Regions from separate parts of the Homo sapiens genome. Here region 1 is linked to region 2. The links are chromatin loops, found by intact Hi-C in ENCODE. Cell type or tissue: PC-3. All regions are shown on one strand. Links, peaks and the distances in the headings refer to the core of each region. The heading gives the core; the rest is flanking DNA.

Region 1 (10,270 bases), core at 2,311-6,310, 62 kb after region 2:
AAACATGAAGGTCTTAAAGTGTATTAGAAAGTACATACGGGCTGGGTGCAGTGGTTCACGCCTGTAATATCAGCACTTTGGGAGGCCGAGGTGGGTGGATCACTTGAAGTTAGGAGTTAGAGACCAGCCTGGCCAACATGGTGAGACCCCGTCTCTACTAAAAATACAAAAATAAATTAGCGAGGCATGGTGGCACGTGCCTGTAATCCAGCTACTCTGGTGACTGAGGCAGGAGAATCACTTGAACCCAGGAAGCAGAGGTTGCAGTGAACAGAGGCCATGGCACTGCACTCCAGCCTGGGCAGCAGAGAAAGTGAGTAAAAAAACCAAAAGAAAAAAGAAAGTACATATGAAGGTGACACTTAATTCTGGGTTAAGGGACACGTTAGGGAGTTGGGGTACTGTGCACAGGTTGAAATGAGCAGAGAGAAAGCCTGGACTATTAACTCAGTTTTCCCATCTTGGCAAGGAAAGTTTGTATTAGACGTGTACTGTTTGTTTCTCTTACAATCAAAAAGGGAGTAGAATTCTGGCAAGTTTTCTATCTGGGTTTCTGTGATAGTTCTGCCCTAGCAGGTCTGAACTGGAAGCTGGTGGGGGCGTGGATTGGTGGAGTAAGGAGGGAGGTGTGCAGGGAGCCATCTTTTATCGTATCATTTCCTGAGGCCCCACAACGACTTCCTCTACTTCCAACACCTAAAGATAATGGCACTGGTTCCACAGCAAGTGTGGGAATGATTTTACACAATAGTATCTGGGAAAATATTTACTTCTGGCCCACTGGCAAAGGATTGGCCTTTTTATATTGTTCTGAAGTTAACTTCAGAGGAGGTCCTTCCCTGAAAAGTCACAGCTGAAGGAACTCACTGCAGACGGTGGTTAGTATTGGTTTTCATTTGTTGTCTTTGTTAGTTTTGTTCTTCTACATTTTGGTCTGAACCGCTGTTGATTGTTTCCATTTCAAGCTAACCCAGGCAGCACAATAGTGTAGTCAATAACTTCTAACATTATCCATCCTGCAGGTGGAACTGGTTATAGCAGACAGGTTTTTAAAGGCACTTTGTTTTGTGGAAGACAGAATAGGGGAGTTGTCACACTTAGAGATCTGTTTTTATCAGTGGGTCAAAAATTTAATAAGCTAGAATATTATCAAAATTCCATTTGCCCTATCAAACTAAATGTCAAAGAATCATCCCTCTGATATGAATATACCACATTCCACTTTCTACCTGATTTGTAGCTTCTAAGTGGCTGTTTGTATCAGAAGACAAATCACAAATTTGTCATCTCTATGAATTAATTGCTTGAAGGAGAATGGTTTGATTCAGAAAGGTAAGTTAGTTAAGATAAGGAGCGTTTAGTAAGTGTCATGACAAAAACATTGGCTGAGATTAAGCCAAATAGATACACAGCCTACATGGATATTAAAAATAGTTTCCCTTAAAAAGAAAAATAAAGGACTTCTGAAAAATCGAAGTCCCATTTTTTAATGGGAAAGAACAATTGGTAATATGAATTAGGGAAAAAGTCTGATAGATGCATGCATTATAGACAGGATATTATGATGACAGACATGTCACTGAGTGAATCCAGAACATTAATAGTGGATTTTCATGTAAATATCCTAGCCCACTGCACTGTCTAGAACGAAGAGAAACTCTATAAAGAGAAGCATGATGCAATCTTTTTTTTTTTTAAAGAATTACAAAGGAACACTAAGGTAGCGATCAAAAGGTTTTAAAAACTGATGCAAGCATCATTTTTTGGGGTCAATCTTTGCTTACATGCTGATGAGCCCATCATGTTTTGGGTGTTACCAGGGGTTCAGAGCTCACGTGTGGTCTTCAGGTGCATCTTACTCATCTTTGGTCTACTGAGGTTTGCATGCTCAGCATATGGGAATCACAAGACACCCTCTGGGTCCTAATAAAAATATCCAGCCCGATGAAAGCACCTGGATTATTTTTCCTGGGGTCTGAAGGCAGTTTTTTCCTCCTGCAGAGATTTCTGATTTCTCAGATATTTCCCAATAGCGAATTGGCAAATGATTGGTGTCAAAATAGGCAGAATAAAAACTTGGGGGTTGGAGATGTGAGTTGAAATGTCAGGAACATCTCTCACTGGCAGCCTTGCCTTCGACAACTCTCTTTCCCTTTTGTTGCAAGATTGAGTTAGTAATTCTACTCTTATAAACCACGGCTAAAATACTCTCTTCAGAAACACTGCTAAAGACAGCGAGCGTCTCTGTAATTCAAGGCTCTCATTCCAACGTGATTCTCATCATTATCCTCCATATAACTGAAATGAAAACCAATCTTTTACAGACTGTTCCTATGAAGGATCCTTCTGCCTTTTCATAACCTGTGTGCTGTTGTTTAATTCTCATGGAGAATGACAAGTTCCACTAAAATATGCACATGGCATCTCCAAGAAACAGAAGCAAGAATTAAAGTGAAGGGGTGGTAGGCAAAAAAGGCCAAGAATGACCATGATTAGACCAAGGAACTTCCACTTCCAAGCCGTAGCTGGCTGCATCCTCTTCATGACTCTGTAAGTGCACTGGACCACAGGTCGTCTTTTCAAAAAAGTTCTCTCTCTCTATACTCTTCCAAGTCTTTTTAGGTGAGATTCAATTTCAACGAAAGATCATTTATGCTTATTGCTTAAGTTAAGTTAATTTTTAATGCTTTTAAAAAGATGCTGGATAGTTAAAAAATATATCTGACTCCTGTGACAGAAACATTTATTTCAAGGGTGAAATATCTCAGTTCAAATAAAATAATAATTGCAGAAAATATTTAAATCAATTTATTGGTCGTATTTTGTAAAATTTCTTCTCCATGTAACCATTTGGATAAGGAAGCGGCAAAGCTCCCCCAAAAGCTATCTATCAACTCCCAACAAAGTACTTTTCAGTTAAAAGTCAACTCATACTTAGTGGGTATTTCCAACATTGACATATTCTTATGGTTTATGAATCTTCCATAATTTTAGCCAATGTTTCTTTCCGTAGTCAAGATTTCATATTGCATAAATGTGTGCAGCAAATTAAGGAAGACTTTAACACAATAGAAAACTTTTCTTCTTAAATCTCATATGAGTTTTATGTAAAAATGTCTACTATGATAGAGTAGTGAGAAAAGCAGTTCCTTTTCTGGCCACCTACATTGACCTAAATGGTAAGTGTAATAGCATGAAATAGCAAAACAGAGACGGAGAGGGGATGCCCAATGTTTCAGTGAGCACAGGTTCAAATTGTAAACTGAGGATGAAGACATGAAGATGTAATGACTGGCAGAAAAAGTTGTGAGGGAGAGAAAAAAATATATATATGTGTATATACTATCTCTCTCTCTCTCTCCATATGTAGCTGTATTTATAGCTAGCTCTCTCTCTCTCTCTCTCTCTCACATTCCTCCTTGTTCTTTCTTGCACTAAAGACCAAAGAGGCAATGGTTGGTTTCTATGGGTCAGCTTAAGAAGCAGTAAAAGAATCATGAAGTGACCAGGCATGCCATTCAAAAAAATGTCATTTCTCGCCCAGAGTAACTTCTTTGTACCTTCACTTCCAGCAATTTTAAAGTCAGTGTAATAAAATATGAAGCTTGTTTTTCTTTTTTCCAGTGGGAAAATATTTTCTGTGGAGTCTAAAAGAAACAAAAATACACCTGAAAAGAAAAAAAGGTAAGCATTCCTTACAAAAGAGAAAATTTCCCTTCCATGTTATGTGTCTACAGACAAATATTTTTCTTCACATGCACTTTTGGAGTAAGGACTATATGCGTAGCTATAGTTTACACCTGTATATACTCAGGAAGTATTTGGATTATGATGGTATGATGATAGTTGTTAAAGAAAGTTCTTTTGCATGTGAAAAAGAAAGGGAAGACAAGGCAAACAGCAGTCTGTTCAGCATTATCCTTTCAATGAATTCTACCCTTTTATACAATAAAAAGCTGTGGCTGTATTATAGGCCCTGGGTTAAATAAAAGCAAACCACACTCTTTGTTCAATAATAGTTTTATTTACTTATTTCACTGTTAACTTGGGGATAATATTCACCACAAAGTTGCAGGCATCATTTTATAGTACAGACTACAGACGATTGACTTTTTCAAGATTAAAAATGAACATGGTTTGTGACACACCTGAAATGCCTACTGAGGAAGTGCTGGCCACGAGGTAATAAAAAAAGGTAAAATTCAGTGCCTTTGGCAAAGATGTGGACACTGTTTTAGATGCGAGTATGATACATGCCCTTTGCTTACAAAGCAAATATACACCCATCTGTTTTTGGACTGCGGTTTCTCTATCCACCAGAGAGCATCTTTAAATGATTCACAGACATTTCCCTGAGAGCTTCCTGCCAAGAGAAATCAGCATGCTGATTCACCATCGTGGAAGCCCATTTTTATGTAATTATTCCTCAAGCCTGCACCAAACTTGGTAACAGTTCCTATATTTAAAAGAAAGAAGGGCTTTGCCCAAACTGTGGCCATCACATAGCTCTAAGCAGACGCCCAGAGGAAGTTTGAAGTGTTACATGTAGGAGGCTGGAAATGCCCATGTACTGGATGAGGAATGGCTAGAAGGGAGATCATGTGTTTGATTGCTTGCAGAACAGGATAAAGGATTGTCTCCTAATAACTTTCCACGCCAAGCAAAACTACATGCAAGGATTTTTAAGCCAAACTACAGATCTTCACTTGCACAGAAAACTATGTTTATGAACTCTCCAGGCCCTCCAGATACTTCTTTTACTAAGGCAAGTAACCGAGAAGCCTGTTCCAAAAGAATTATCCCTTCCATGAATTCTACTGTTTTATACAATAAAAAGTTTGTCTTTGTTGACCAATCCAGTAAAGTTTCTGAGTTCTAGGGATAAAAAACAGAGTTAATTTTCTTTTTCCTCTTTGGACTCTAAATTATTTGTTCACAACTTCAAATCTATTTAAAATATTTCTCCTTATTGCTCAGTGATATTTTATTAGATAAGCATCATGTTTGTGAACACTTTCCACTTCCCAGCCAAATAACTCCTGACTACAGTAGCAGCATGGGACATTGATGTGCACAGAATGTTGATAATATTTGTTATATTAATAAGGAGGTTATTAGATATTCAACATTTATTGAATATATGCAATTTGCCAGATTCTGTGTGAGCCACAGGATACAGAGTGATGAATAAGACCCAATTACTATCATCAAGGAACTCACAGAATACAGGATAAAAAGAGTTTTGAGTTTTGTATGTGAACTGCAGAACTGCTAAGCATTTTGGACTCCAAGAAAGAACAATAGTAAGCTTTTAGATTCTGGGGATAATCTTTTTAGCTGAAGCTAGGGTTGCCGGATTATAATTTGGGTGCGGGAAGTTTTACTAATGCTTCTTTGCAGTGGAGAGTATGGCCCCTTTATCTTTTAAATAGAATGCAACTGAGATGTGAGCCCCTTTGATTCTCTAGATGATTTTTTGGGGTGGTCTCAGCCCAGACCAGAGTGGTAGGGTCAGAACTTTGTGTGAGTCTCTGTGGTTCTACCAGAACAAACATAGGCCTGATATTCTAGCAACGCATTTGGATGACTTCCATATATCCAAATACACTATCCGTCTCTGCGCGAAGCTGTGAACGTGATGTGTGCCTAATAATACTAACACTTGCTCATTTCTGAGCCGTACAACAAAACACTGTGCAGTTACAAACTTACGTGGGGTATAGTCATTTTATGAACTAGATCTTCTTTTCTCATTTTTATTTTCTTATCATGAGCCTCCCTTCCCAGACATTAACACTAAAGCCAGAAAAGGAAAATGGAATTCTCCAGTTCTAAAGAACATTGGGTTACCATTCTAGAAACCTTTCTCAGGTCTGCAATGTTGACTCACACATTAATGCTGGGAGAGGCTGAAGATTTAGAGTCATCAGAACAGGAGAAGAGAGTGTAACTTAAGCGTGTAGAAAGGAAGCAGTAAACTTGTCCTTGAACCTATTAAGGGCTAGAGTTGATACTGTCTAAATAAGTTTGTTGCACGTGGTATTGGAGCAAAATATTCTTTCAGAGGAGGTGCTAGAAGTAGGGTTCTTTAGGTTAAAAAAAAATAACTTTGGAGTGTTGTAATCTATACAGTTTCAGTTCTGTTATGAGAAATGCTATTGCAAAACCAAAGCAAACACCTGCTACCTAGAAACTCTATTTTGTGAGTTTGCCCGACCTCAGGTGCTGGGTTGGAGTGGTATTTGAAACCATACTACTCCGGGTTTGCCAACAAATTTCAAAGCTTCCTTGGTTACCTTCCAAATTTCAAGATTTTGTGGTGTTGAAATAGAGTAAGTAAATAACTTTACAGAATATAAAATCTGAAATTTTCAAACATTCACCCAATATACCATTTTACTTTCGTCATGGTAGCTGCTGACCTCAGTTTTGACCGATTTGGCATCAGAAGGCAAATTAGAGAAGCTTCGGTGTTGTTGCTTAGTTTGAGCAATGAGGATAAAACCCAGAAAGTTTAGGTTAAGTGACAAGCATTCCTAAGGACATGTAACTAAGCAGTGACCAAACTGGTCCAGAAACTTCAGGTTCCTCATCCTAAATTCATTGCTTCTTTGACTATACTGCACTATTTTCACTCGTCCTCTGAAGCTGCCAGGGGAAGATTGTGCAATTTCCTGGAATATGTCCCCATCCTTGAATCATCTCTACTCAGATAGGTACAGGACACCCTGACTGATCCCTGGAATCCTTCTCTGTGCCACTCTGGTATTAGACTTCTCCGCTGTGACAGAGCCTTGGCATCCTTCTTTCCTCCCTGAGTCAGAGCTGAAACAGCCAACTGTGCATCAGAGCTCTGTGCTCCAGCTTCTCTCTCGATACATGAAGGGGCTTCCAGCGCTCTGCAGAGCAATGAGCCCTGCACGAGGGCAACGTAGGAAGCCTGACAGAGAAAACTGATATGCCTTCTAGATCTTTAGCCACAGCAGGGTCTAACGCTTAGGCTTCTTGTTTGTTTTCATTCCGTCAGAGTCTACAACTATTGTACACTAAAGGGTAAAGAGAAATGAAAAATATGTAGAGAGTCAAGGCTGGGCTTAAGAGGCAAAGGGTGACTAGGAGAATAGGGAGGACTAGCATAGAGGCCACAGGGAGCTGATGGGCAAAGGAGAGCAGAGCCGAGGGATCTAGGGGACCAGAGAGAGCTCACTTCTCCTAACCATCTGGCAATGCCTGGAGAATGGAGATTGAGTGTGTGTGTGTGTGCTTGTGAGAGAGAGAGAAGGAAGAAGAGGGAGAAAGAGAGAGAGAGAGGCAGAGAGAGAGAGAGAGATTCTCCATGTGTAGTTTATTTTAGGTTTGATCATTTTCTTCTTTCAAGCAAAGTGGCTAATCTTGAAATGTCTGCAAACCTCATGCATATGGCATGAAATAATTCGATTCCCAATTTGGGATGAAGACATTTTGATCTTAGGTAAGTGCTGAATATCTCCTGTAATGACAAGCCCTTTGAGAAATGCACGTGTAACTAAGGTCCAATTATAAATACTCACTACATCTTCAATTATGCTTTTAAATTATTCATATTCAAAAGAACCTATTTTGCTTGTTTTCTTTCTCTGAAAGTGACCCAAGAAATGGACATACCTTTCTATAAAATCAGTAGATAGTATTTAAATGCAGCTTTCATCCATAAGAGGCTTAAAAACAATTCTATAATAAAACCAGTAAAACAAAAAAGGGAGACCTAGAGTCTTGGATTTGTTCCTTTTCTGCTATTATTAGCATCACAAAAGGACAAGGATAAGGAGATAATCATGTTTAAGGAGATTGGAAGTGACTCTCAAAGTTCTGTTAAATTTCAGGGTTTCTCCTTTTCTCAAATTTAATTCTATTTCTTTTTTTTTTTTAATAAAAGAAACAGCCCTTTTGGGAGGGAGGCAAGATAGGAGTTTCCAAAAGGATGGGAAGTGCTGAAGTACTGGGACACTTGAATAAGCTTTCACATATTTATTAGTGCCAGGCCAACTTGAGAAATAAAATATAGATGCAATTGCTTACTAGATGTTTCACAGGTGGATAATATGACATTCTGTAGTTTGCTGTGTACATATTAGAAAATCGTCTGTTTCTTTCTTGTTCTTTGGTTGAATGTGGGCCCAAAAAAATCATTCTTACAATTATGCTGATTGTTTTTTTTTTTCCCTGTGTAAAATGATTTCAGACACAATGGTGGAGCTTTGTTCAGTTCCCATCAGATTTAACTAAAGAGTGGTTTTAAACATTTACGTTGAAGTGACCGTTGACTTTTTATTACCTAGAAAGAGTTAGGTGCTTGGTGATGCCAACAGGATGACATGTTTCTTCTTCTTAGCCACAGGAAAGCTCCAATATACTCTATTCATTGCTCAAGTGGACCTTAAAGAATCACTTTGAAAGGACACCATGGCTGACGACTGAAGAGTCATATTTATCAACATTAAATAAACACTTGGTGTAGTATCCATAAATATTTCTGCATATAAACATAACACGAAATTAAATAGTTCAGATACACAGACACCACTGAGTACACTTCTACTGTTGTCAAAGTCGTCTGTAAACACCACCTCACACTGAATACAAAAGCAGCTTCTACCCAGCTCTGGGTTCACAACACGAATGCCCTGTACAAAGGGAAGATATCTCCGCGGCCCTCCCACCTCCCTCCCCTCCCTCTCCCCAAACAGCCCCGGCAACAGGAAAAGAAACCCCAACAGCTACAGCAGCAACAACAACGACAATGATGGCAGCACCCCATCCCCTCCCCAAATGAAACAGTTAACATTTTGGTCAATTCAAGGGAGAATGCAAAAAAACAATTTTTTTTTTTTCCCAAAAGGTAAGGAAATCAATTTGAAGCATTACTTTTCAGAGTGTAATTCTTTCTTCAGAGGACATGTAACTTCCTAAAACCTCACCTATTCCTGGGTGAAGGTTACACAATGAACACCAGAAAGCACTGGCCACAGCTGATTAACAAAGGTGCAAGCCCTATTTTCTTTGAGAAGGTGCCATTCAGCAAGAATCAAACACAATGTTCTCCTTCATTCTCTCTTACCATGTTTTTTTTTTTGCTTTGCCATATATATATATATACACATATATATATATTGCTGTGTATGACATTCAAACGTGACACTATTATTGAGTTTCAAGCAGTTTAGATAGCAGAAATTTTGTTCTGAAACATTCAGATTTAGATGATTAAATTCAAACGTGTGGATGTGGTTCATTCTTTGAGCTCAGAGGGGCCCCGATTTAGCTCTGTTGAGACATCAACAAAGGAGGTTGCTTAACACCAAGTCTGGCGAAGCCACGGCGCTCAGCTGACTCACGAGCCTGTCCGCTCTGCACAGACCTGCTGGGAAGGCCTGGCTGCTCTCTGTGGAAAACAGCCCTGGTTTCAAAAACATTACACTGGGCTTATTTCACGTTAATGTTGCATTAGGATCCTAGAGAACTTCAGTTACCAAAGTACTGAAAGCGTATGTTGCAGGAATAATTTGCCAGTTCAGTGTTTCCCATGATATTATATACACTATGTGTGTGCGTGCAGAACTCACACATATATATATACTTAAGTATTTTTATTTGTACGAAACTTGAACTGCACAAAACAGTACTTTGCAAGAATCAAGAATCAAGTCCACAAATAGAGTTTAACAACACACCAAAGAAAAGACAGGAAGCTCTATTGGGACAAGAAGATTCAGCTTTGCAACGTATGAAATAATTTTGGAACCACAGATTCGTAAGCCTGCAGTGTTCCACTTGGGGTCTGGATTCCCACTTTTGGGATCCTTGGGAAGAATGTGGGAACTGGGTCAGCTATGCTCATCTGAGATTCCAAAGCTAATGGGAATTAAAGGACCCAGGCAAATCACTTTGGGTATATAATTGCCGTCAAGCAATATTTTTCTCCTCTTTAAGAAAAAAACACGTAAAGTCTATTTCAGAATAAATTTCTTTATATTCAGTAGTATGTTTTTTTTTTCTTTTTGCTGAATTGGTATTGACTTTTTCTATTAAAATGGGTTTATTCAATGGATCAGTAAACAGGCAGCTTCTTTCACATCTGGGTGATAAAACCATTTTTATCATCACCAGAAGTCACCCCGCCCTCGCCTTCCTCCTCCTAAGGTCTGTGGGTTGATGTGTGCGTTTTGTCACTGCTATTGATACAACCTCATTCTACAAGGCCTGCTCGGGTGCGCGCTTGTGAAAAATGACC
Region 2 (10,270 bases), core at 2,224-6,223:
CACATGGTAAAAATTACCATTGACAAAAAATTGGTGGGAGATAAATACTTTTAAAAATATTTGATATGCATTATTTGACCAAAAGTGCTTAACAAGATAGAAATAATAACACCTTGGGACAACTTAAAAGGCAGAATCTATAGTCAGCAAATCATGATGTGTAAGAGAAGTCAAGTTATTTATATAAAACATAATTGATCTTCATACAGACATTTTCAGTAAATTCCAAATAAACTGAATCAAAAAATTGTAATGAACAAATTATAACTGGTTTACTGTGCTGTATTAGTCCATTTTCACACTGCTGATAAAGACATACACAAGACTGGGCAATTTACAAAAGAAAGAGGTTTAATGGACTCATAGTTGCACATGGCTGGGGAGGCCTCACAATCATGGTGGAAGGCAAAGAAGAGCAAGTTACATCTTACATGGATGGAGGCAGGCAAAGAAAGAGCTTGTGCAATAAAACTTCTTTTTATGAAACCATCAGGTCTCATGAGACTTATTCACTTTCACAAGAACCGCACGAGAAAGACCTGCCCCCATGATTCAATTACCTCCCACCGGGTTCCTCCCACAACACATGGGAATTCAAGATGAGATTTTGGTGGGGACACAGCCAAACCATATCGTTCCATCCCCGGCCCCTCGCAAATATCATGTCCTCACATTTCAAAACCAATCGTGACTTCCCAATAGTCCCCAAAGTCTTAACTCATTTCAGCATTAATTCAAAAGTCCACAGTCCAAAGTCTCATCTGAGACAAGACAAGTCCTTTCTGCCTATGGGTCTGTAAAATCAAAAGCAAGTTAGTTACTTCCTAGATACAATGGGTGTATAGGTATTGGGTAAATACAGCCATTCCAAATCGGAGAAATTGGCCAAAACAAAGGGGCTACAGGCCCCCTGCAAGTCTGAAATCCAGTGGGGCAGTCAAATCTTAAAGTTCCAAAAAAATGATCTCCTTTGACTCCATGTCTCACATCCAGGTTATGCTGATGCAAGAGGTGGTTCCCATGGTCTTGAGCAGCTCTGCCCCTGTGGCTTTGCAGGGTACAGCCTCCCTCCCAGCTGCTTTCATGGGCTGGCATTGAGTGTCTATGGCTTTTCCAGGTGCATGGTGCAAGCTATCAGTGGATCTACTATTCTGGGGCTGGAGGACAGTGGCCTTCTTTTCACAGCTCCACTAGGCAGTGCCCCAGTAGGGACTCTGTGTGGGGGCTCCAAACCCATATTTCCCTTCTGCACTGCCCTAGCAGAGGTTCTCTATGAGGACCCTGCCCCTGTGGCAAACTTCTTCCTAGAGATCCAGGCATTTCCATATATCCTCTGAAATCTAGGCGGAGGTTCCCAAACCTCAATTCTTCCTTCTGTGCGCTGGAAGCTCAACATCACGTGGAAGCTGCCAAGACTTGGCACTTGCACCTTCTAGAGCCACAGCCCGATTTATACCTTGGACCCTTTTAGCTATGGCTAGAGCAGCTGGATGCAGAGCACCAAGTCCCTAGGCTGCACACAACAGGGGGACCCTGGGGCCTGCCTACAAAACCATTTTATCCTCCCAAGCCTCTGGGCCTGTGATGGAAGGGTCTGCTGCCAAGGTCTGTGACATGCCCTGGAGACGTTTACCCCATTGTCTTGGTGATTAACATTCAACTCCTCATTACTTATGCAAATTCCTGCAGCCTGCTTGAATTTCTCCTCAGAAAATGAGCTTTTCTTTTCTATCATATTGTGAGGCTGCAAATTTTCCAAAATTTTATGCTCTATTTTCCTTTTAAAACTGAATGCCTTAAACAGCACCCAAGTCACCTCTTGAATGCTTTGCTGCTTAGAAATTTCTTCTGCCAGATACCCTAAACCATCTCTCTCAAGTTCAAAGTTCCACAAATCTCTAGGGTGGGGGAAAAATGCTGCCAGTCTCTTTGCTAAAACATAACAAGAGTAACCTTTGCTCCAGTTCCCAACAAGTTCCTCATCTCCATCTGAGACCACCTCAGCCTAGATTTCATTGTCCATATCATTATCAGCATTTTGGGCAAAGCCATTTAATAAGGCTCTAGGGAGTTCCAAACTTTCCCACATTTTCCTGCCTTCTTCTGAGCCCTCCAAACTGTTCCAACCTCTGTCCGTTACCCAGTTCCAAAGTCACTTCCACATTTTTGGGTATCTTTTCAGCAGTGCACCACTCTACTGATACTGATTACGGTATTAGTCTGTTTTCACGATGCTGGTAAAGACATACATGAGAATGGGCAATTTACAAAAGAAAGAGGTTTGATGGACTTACAGTTCCACATGGCTGGGGAGGCCTCACAATCATGGTGCAATGCAAGGAAGAGCAAGTCACATCTTTCGTGGATGGCGGTAGGCAAAGAGAGAGCTTGTGCAAGGGAACTCCACCTTATAATACCATCAGATCTCATGAGACTTATTCACTGTCACAAGAACAGCATGGGAAAGACCTGCCCCCATGATCCAATTACCTCCTACCAGGTCCCTCCCATAACACATGGGAATTTAAGATGAGATTTGGGTGGGGACACAGGAAACCATATCATGTGCTATATTTAAAAAGTATTAAATAATTAAAAGTACTATTGAAGTTTACTCTCAAAGTTGCTCCTCAACTTTTAAAATATTGGTATAATTCTGACGTCAACGTTTATGAAGCAGAGATTTAAAATATTATGAGGGACGGAAGTTCTATGAGGTAAAGTGGCTGGGTCAGAATAGCAGGGTCAATGGAAGGGCAGCATTGGCAAGGTCTGACTGACTTCTGTCATTTTAAATGTGACACAGAGATGACTATGTAAGTTATCCTGTGATCGAATTTGTAAGCAGCTGTATTAATGAGGTTACATTGAATAAACAATTTCAGTGGCATAACACTGTATTTTGCACCCCCCTGGCATGGCTAGATGGGTGCCCAGGTTGGAGAGGCAGCTTTCCTCCCTGTGGTCATCCAGGAACCCAGAGTGTTTCCTTCTTGTGCCTTCACCATTCCTGTGAATGGTGATCATGCAAATTGGGTCATTCTTGTCATACCCAGCTAAAACAGAGTCCAGAGACCAGGGGGAAAAAGCACTCGGGGAATATAACATTGTTTTGAGAATGTAATTCTCGGCAAGCCCAGCTGCTGAAACTGCCTGCTGTAACCTGAAACCAGTTTTCTATTAGTTTCTACAATGACCTGCCAGGAAGCTAAGACTAGTTTTACCCACCATCACCACTCACCAATTAGAGGATGCCAATTCCCTAAAATTTTACTTATGCCAATGACCTTATTTTCAAAACAAAACATAACATAGCTCTTTTTATAAAACCTCCAACCTTCTCTTTGTTCTTGGACATTCTGAAGAGCACTTGGACTATGTGTATTCCCTGAACTGCAATTTGTGCTTTCCCAAATAAAACATTTAAATTTACCCATTCACCAATATATTTTATTTTGACTTTGATATCTGGGGCCTCATCCCTACTTGCATGCATCAGCAGAAGAAGAAAGAGCACGAAGAAATGTCCACAGGAGGATTTTATGGGCCTGGACTGGCAGTGGCTCACATCGATCCCACTCCTCTTCCATTGGCAAGAACTGGCCATGTGACCACGCATAACACAAGAGAGCCTGGGAAATGTAGTCCAACTGTGTGTGCGGAGAAGGGGAGAATGGATTTTGATGGACGACTAGAGTTCTCTGCAACAGTAAACAACGTGTTTGGATTTATTGTGTTTCTCCAATTTTTATGGAGTGTCTGCTGTATTCTGAGCACTGTGCTAAGAGCTGGACAGAGAGCTAATTTAGCAGCACCTTGCGCTAGAAGAAGCTCTCAGTATATAAAGGGAGATAAGACATGGTATGGAGTGCCTGCTATCCTAAGAGACAGAAGGATAAAGTGAAAGTCCTAGAAGTCCCATGAATTATTCTAGAAGGGGAAGCTGCCTGCAGAAGATGGTGATTGAGGTCCACTTTTAGAAATAAAGCAGATTTGGTTGGTGGAGGGAGACAGCAGCAGAAGCTATGGAAGCATGTAATTTGTGTACAAGATGTATTAAGGAACACTATGCAGCAATTAAATCAGATTTTCAAAAACAATTGAATAGCATGGATTAGGGCTCATATCAAGTGAGAAAAGTAACTGGGGATGTAAGTTGATCCCATGTTTGGAAAAACTGTGTGTCTAAGATTAGATGAAAGTATACAGACATGTTGGGTAATAGTTCTTAAATTTTATAAAATATACTGTTTAAGTAATCAGAAGGATTCCATCAATGGGCTTTGGTTTGATATACTATTTTCTGTAAGCCAGATATACATAGTTGTGATGTTGGCCAGTCATTCTCAACATTTCCTAACACTGCTGCCCCTTTTCCCCGACCCCCTACCCTGCTATGAGACGGTGACCTGGTCTCTATTTTCTGCCCTGGAATCTATGTGCTCAATAAATACTCCCTGAAATACCACACTTGGAAAGAGACCTCCTTTTTACAATGTGAAATGAAGAAACAATGACTTCCTCTCGAAGTTATCTTCCAAACATTGATTCTTACAAAATTGGGATATGATCTAACTGCAAGCCCATAGCAATGTCTAAATTTGAATGTTGTCTTTTGCTGACGCCAAATGCAGAGCCCTGCAGCATTTGTCATGCAGGGCTCTCATGTGACCACCAGAGGGCAGTGCATGACTGCTATGACATTGTTTACTTCAAAATGTTTGCAAGTGAGCCTTCTTGAGAAAATAAATGTTTTATAAACTTCGAGAATTTGTTTTTTTCTTTAAAATAAGGAATTATTTCTTTAACAGCAAATAAAGTTTAGAAAATTTAGTTCTGTACCTTAGTTCAAACTATCTGTATTTTACAGTCTATAAGGCTCATTGTCAGCACCACAAAGCTGTGTAACCAATCTTCTTACCCATCCTGTGTGACAGGTTTTGTTTGTTCTTTTTTAAAGGTAAAAGTCTAAGAAAATGCTTCATAAATCCTACTTTCAGACCTTGAAGTGGAATACTTCTAGTTACACTATGTAAAAACTTGGGTTGTACCTTGTTATTTTCATTGAACAGATAGCAAAAGAAAAAAAAAGGAGAAAGTAAAAATGAAAAGAACTGTTCTACATCCTGAATTTAGGCTGTCAGTCTATATATTGAATTTATAACACTGAAGCATCAGAAGCAACCTAATAATGTCCTGCTCCGTCCTTCCTTTCCATTTATAATTTTTAAAAAGGCAACCAAAAAAATGTTTCATTCATTCTTCAAAATAAGTTGCAAAGAAGGATCGCAACAGTGAATGTCCTCATTCACACTTCCAATAACATCTCAATGTTGCTCACCATAATCTGCCATGAACCGATTCAGGAGCCACCCAGAGCTTTATTCACGGCTTCCGAATGTACCATGTTTCCTATACCAGAAGCCTGCCCAATGTCAGCGTCTCTCTGTTCAGAGGCCATAACAACTTTTGTCACGGCTGGCCTGGATTTAAAGCAACATTCCAGATTCCAGAACTAGTTTTATTGTCTCAGCTGTTTTCTTCCTCTTCAGGATTTATCAATTTTAGAAAAAAGGGTGTATATTTGTCTTGCCTCTTTCTTTCTTTCTTTCTTTCTTTCTTTCTTTCTTTCTTTCTTTCTTTCTTTCTTTCTTTCTTTCTCTTGCCTCTTTCTTTCTTTGTCTCACCTCTTTCTCTTTCTTTCTTTCTTTCTTTCCTTCCTTCCTTCCTTCCCTCCCTCCCGTTCTTCCTTCCCTCTCTCTTTCTTTCCCTCTTTTCCTTCCTTCCTTCTTTCTTTCTTTCCTTTCTTTCTTCTTTCTTTCTCCTTTCTTTCTTTCTTTCTTTCTTTTCTTTCTCTTGCCTCTTTCTTTCTTTGTCTTGCCTCTTTCTCTTTCTTTCTTTCTTTCCTTCCTTCCTTCCCTCCCTCCCTCCCTTCCTTCCCTCTCTCGTTCTTTCCCTCTTTTCCTTCCTTCCTTTCTTTCTTTCCTCTTACTTTCTTTCTTTCTTTCCTTCCTTCCTTCCTTCCTTCCCTCCCTCCCTCCCTCCCTTCCTTCCTTCCCTCTCTCTTTCTTTCCCTCTTTCCCTCTTTTCCTTCCTTCCTTCTTTCTTTCTTTCTTTCTTTCTTTCTTTCTTTCTTTCTTTCCTTCCTTCCTTCCTTCCTTCCTTCCTTCCTTCCTTCCTTCCTTCCTTCCTTTCTTTCTATCTTTCTTTCTTTCTTTCTTTCTTTCTTTCTTTCTTTCTTTCTTTCCTCTTTCCTCTTTCTTTCTTCCTTCCTTCCTTCCGTCCTTCCTTCCTTCCTTCCTTCCTTCCTTCTTTCTTTGCTCACTACAACCTCTGCCTCCTGGGCTCAAGAGGTCTTCCCACCTCAGCCTCCCGAGTAGCTGGGACCACAAGCACATGCCACCCATCGGCTAATTTTTGTATTTTTAGTAGAGACAGGGTTTCGCCATGTTGCCCAGGCTGGTCTCAAGTTCCTGGGCCCAGGCAATCCGCCCGCCTCGGCCTCTCAAAGTGCTGTGATTACAGGCATGAGCCAGAGCACCTGGCCTTGTCTTGCCGTTGTCAAAGAATCTGTGCATATCACATTTTAAGACCACATTTCCCAAGCTAGAACTTTCAGTAAGCTTGTTGTTCAAAGTACAAAATTCTTATCTGTTTTAAAAAAATTTAATTGAAGATTAGTACCTCTGCTTTCCTCTGACAGAAGGACAGGATTCATTATACCATGGTTGAAAACTAAACTTCATGTATACGAATGGCTAGAGAGGTCTGAAGTTTTATAGAGCCCTTAACATCACTCAAGCGCACTTGGCATTGGCCAGACCACAGTGGGAAACATGTCAGCAAATTGAGGAAAAGAGACTTTCCCAAGTACACGATGGTCATCCAGGCTCCATGTCACTCACATAAAAATCTGAGCAACATGTAATCCCATCCCCACCCTCACACCAAAGCCTTGCACCTCACAGAATATCTTAATGTTCCCCATTACTAATGACAGCTGCTCCCGTTTCTGCTGCTGTGGCAGGGAGTCTTGGCACTGTCTTAGCAGGGCTTGGAATATGATCAGTTACTGTGTTTGAATGCACAAGTCTGACTCCTTCATCCCAAGTGTCATTATTTGGAGAAGGACACGGAGTGTAACTTCTTCTGTGCTTTTCACCCACCATAGCTAAGTACCATGTTTCTTCAAAGAGTGAATCTCTTGGGCCCCGGGGAACAGAGTTGACCAAGTGATGGGTGTCCTCTCTGAGCTTCATGTTTTCAACAAAGACATCTGGTACCACACAAGTTCTTGAGCTACACCTTGATTTAAGATCCCATAAGCTTGCTGTTATTTTATCAACAGCAGACCATGGTGTGGCATCTGGTGGAACTTTAAGAGAGTACAGGGTGGCGGCTGAACCAGAACCGTACGAGAACACTCCAGTCTCTTCCCTGATCATTGCTGAGGTGAGTACTGCGCTGGGACAGTTGCGGGGAACCATATACTGACGATGTGTACGTATTTCCATTTTCACTGGATACAGCAAAGATGCCTTTGTTTTCTGATGGGAGAGTTCGGAACTATCCTTCATAAATGCCATCTCCACATCTGTATCAAAATAGATGTCTTCTAATTTAACATTCCCAAAGGCTTCCAGGACATTCTAAACACTATTTTTATCTCTGTTCTGATCATTAAGGAAGTCATTCCGCAACATCCGAGCTAGAGATAAACTCACCAGTTTACAATATGGTGAGTGAAGGATCAAGAAGCCAAAATTATTCAAGGTAAAATCTTTATCATTTCCGTCTTTCTGCCACTGGGCACGGATCGTTTTGCAGTCGACAGAATAGCAGTGATCTAATGCACTGAAGCAGCACTGTGTGGAGGGTTTTCCATCTACTATAGGACATTCAGAGAGCATATCAGGCTCATAAAAGCCATAGGCACGTTGCATATGTGTCCCACGAAGCCCTCGTTCAAAAATTAAAGTTGCATTTGGCTCAATTAGCAGAGCTACTGCTCTGACTCTACCTGTCAGTCTAACTTTTCCTGTGGGATATACAGCAATATCTCCTACAAACTCCAGGGCAAACTGTCCATCCCAGGAGCTGGACTCAATCCAGTTAACAGCACTGAAGACAGCAGCTGGGGCTCCATAGCATGCATGAGTTGTGTCGGTTCCTTCTATATCTATATCCCCAGACTCCTCAAACAGCTGCATCAAATTAGTCTTCACTGACTTTGATTTGTCCTTGATTGTCTCTGTTCCAACTTCCAGTCGGCCAGTGCAATCGTAGGAAAGATTTTTTCTCTCCATAAGATTCTGAACCACAGGCATGCAAAGAGAGTTGATCTCTTCTCCATGTGTGCAGGAGCCCATCTTGGCCTGGCCCAAGCCAATGGTATACTTTCCAGCATCTATATCAACATACTTTTCCAACTTTGAAAATATTTCCTTGGCATGCCTCAGGTCTGATATCCATTCACCGTGTCCAATCCCAGGCTAGTCTTGGACCTCCTGACTTCGTGTTCGGTTTGGTGCCGGAACTGGATCTGGTGGCTCTGTTGCCACCTCTGCTGCCCTCCCAGCACCGCTCAGTTGCACGCCCTGCAAGCCCAGGCCATGGGCCCAATCCTAGAGAATTTGTAAAGAAATATTTATTTGCTTTTATTTTTCAATTTAAATGGGAAGCCAGTGAAAATTCCACACAAGAAACAAATATAAGACAATCCAGTTACTGGGAGATACACCTTGTGATGCGTGCAAACTTGTAAAATTATTTGTCCATCCTCAGGATTTGCATCCAGATTCATCTCTCCTTCCTCCATCTATAAACATCTGTCTATATAAAATATCTTTTGACGATTAGATGTAATGCACTAAAGATATCTGGTAATCATGTTACTTCTTTGTGATAGGAATCTTTTGGTAGCAAGTGATCTGCTTATGGGATGGTGAGAATATAATGGAAACAAGGGAGGACAGAATACAGGCGATCAGCAGGAGGTCTCAGCCACAAGTGTGAGAAAGTGGACATCTCATGGTTAGCATAGCCAAAGTCTAGTATACATTGTCTGCTATCCCCAAAGAACTCAGTGTCTGTGTGCGAACTTTGCAAAAATCCTTCCTTCTTTCCTTCCTACCTTCCTTCCTTCCTCCCTCCTTTTCTCTTTCTTTCTTTCTTTCTTTCTTTCTTTCTTTCTTTCTTTCTTTCTTTCTTTCTTTCTTTCTTTCTTTCTTCTTTCCTTCCTTCTTTCTTTCCTTCTTTCCTACCTTCCTTCCTTCCTCCTTCCCTCCCTCCTTTTCTTTCTTTCTTTGTTTTTCTTTCTTTTCTTTCTTTCCTTCCTTCCTTCTTCCTTTCTTTTCTTCCTTTCTTCCTTTCCTTTCCTTTCCTTCTCTCTTTCTCTCTTTCTTTCCTTTCTTTCTTGACAGAGTCTCACTCTGTTGCCCAGGCTGGAGTGCAGTGGCACGATCCCAGCTCACTGCAACCTCTGCCTTGTGGGTTCAAGTGATTCTCCTGCCTCAGCCTCCCGAGTAGCTTGTATTACAAGCATGTGCCACCATGCCAGGCTAATTTTTGCATTTTTAGTAGAGACGGGGTTTTACCATGTTGGCCAGGCTGGTCGTGAACTCTTAACCTCAGGTGATCCACCTGCCTCAGCCTCCCCAAAAATCCTTTATTTCTTAAAAGAGGATCAGATCAGAGTAATGACCAGTGGTTATAATAATTTTGAGGGAGAGATTAGGTTTTATTACAATAACCTGGTAGCTGTGCTTTCTACCATACTTGCTATAATCCTTAGCCCCCTGCACAGGACAGTGGGCGACCTGAAAGCAGAGTCTACACCTTGGTCCCGACTATGTCGCAGATTTTTAGCCCAGCACCTGGCCGAGCAGAGGTGCCATGTACAGCTGAATGAAGGCACTTTGGTTGCAACATCTGACAAAAATACTACGGTATTTGAAATTAGGACTTTCCTAGACAGCCCAGATATGAAGTCATCATAAACACGCATCTTGACAACCTACCAGATCCTTTAATCCCGACTGCCTTCCCACTGCAACCACCAGCCTGGACCTACTTGGTCCCAGGTATTTCCCAGAATCACGCTCTTGTTTTGCCTTCTCTGCTTACATTGGCCTCCTTCATTGGCCTACTCTGTGTTACTTCACTCTGGGTCTTGGGGGTCACCTCTGACCTCCCTTGGATCTCCCTTTTCTGGATCTCCCTTCTCTGGGGAGCCCATTGGATCTCCCTTCTCTGGCTCCCCTGCCATCCT

Evidence for each region. Hi-C counts contacts between places; a loop is a spot of excess contacts. Peaks named below come from ENCODE experiments on the same cell type or tissue, not always from the same donor. Only the 100,000 strongest peaks of a DNase experiment are listed, where the experiment ranks them.
Region 1: a loop joins it to region 2, with 2.4 times the contacts of the local background. A loop is called at or near these places in 3 of 110 quality-filtered maps.

What each region holds. Positions count from the first base shown.
Region 1 is chr1:239,909,185-239,919,454 of GRCh38, reverse strand. It overlaps CHRM3 (cholinergic receptor muscarinic 3), which reads right to left. Exons shown (of 7, transcript NM_001375978.1): 7 at 4,005-10,270. The coding sequence ends at 10,231. LOC105373224 (a long non-coding RNA gene) reads left to right here. Exons shown (of 3, transcript XR_949315.4): 2 at 2,325-2,550; 3 at 3,625-4,855. Among named protein-coding and RNA genes, the nearest start is that of CHRM3-AS1, 14 kb to the right of the region's middle. In PC-3, for the core only: a CTCF peak has its summit at 4,495; a DNase peak (open chromatin) is centred at 4,364; H3K4me3 peaks cover 45 bases; H3K27ac peaks cover 2,630 bases.
Region 2 is chr1:239,970,952-239,981,221 of GRCh38, reverse strand. It overlaps the pseudogene LOC128136. Among named protein-coding and RNA genes, the nearest start is that of CHRM3-AS1, 76 kb to the right of the region's middle. In PC-3, for the core only: a CTCF peak has its summit at 4,664 (motif pointing right); a DNase peak (open chromatin) is centred at 4,671.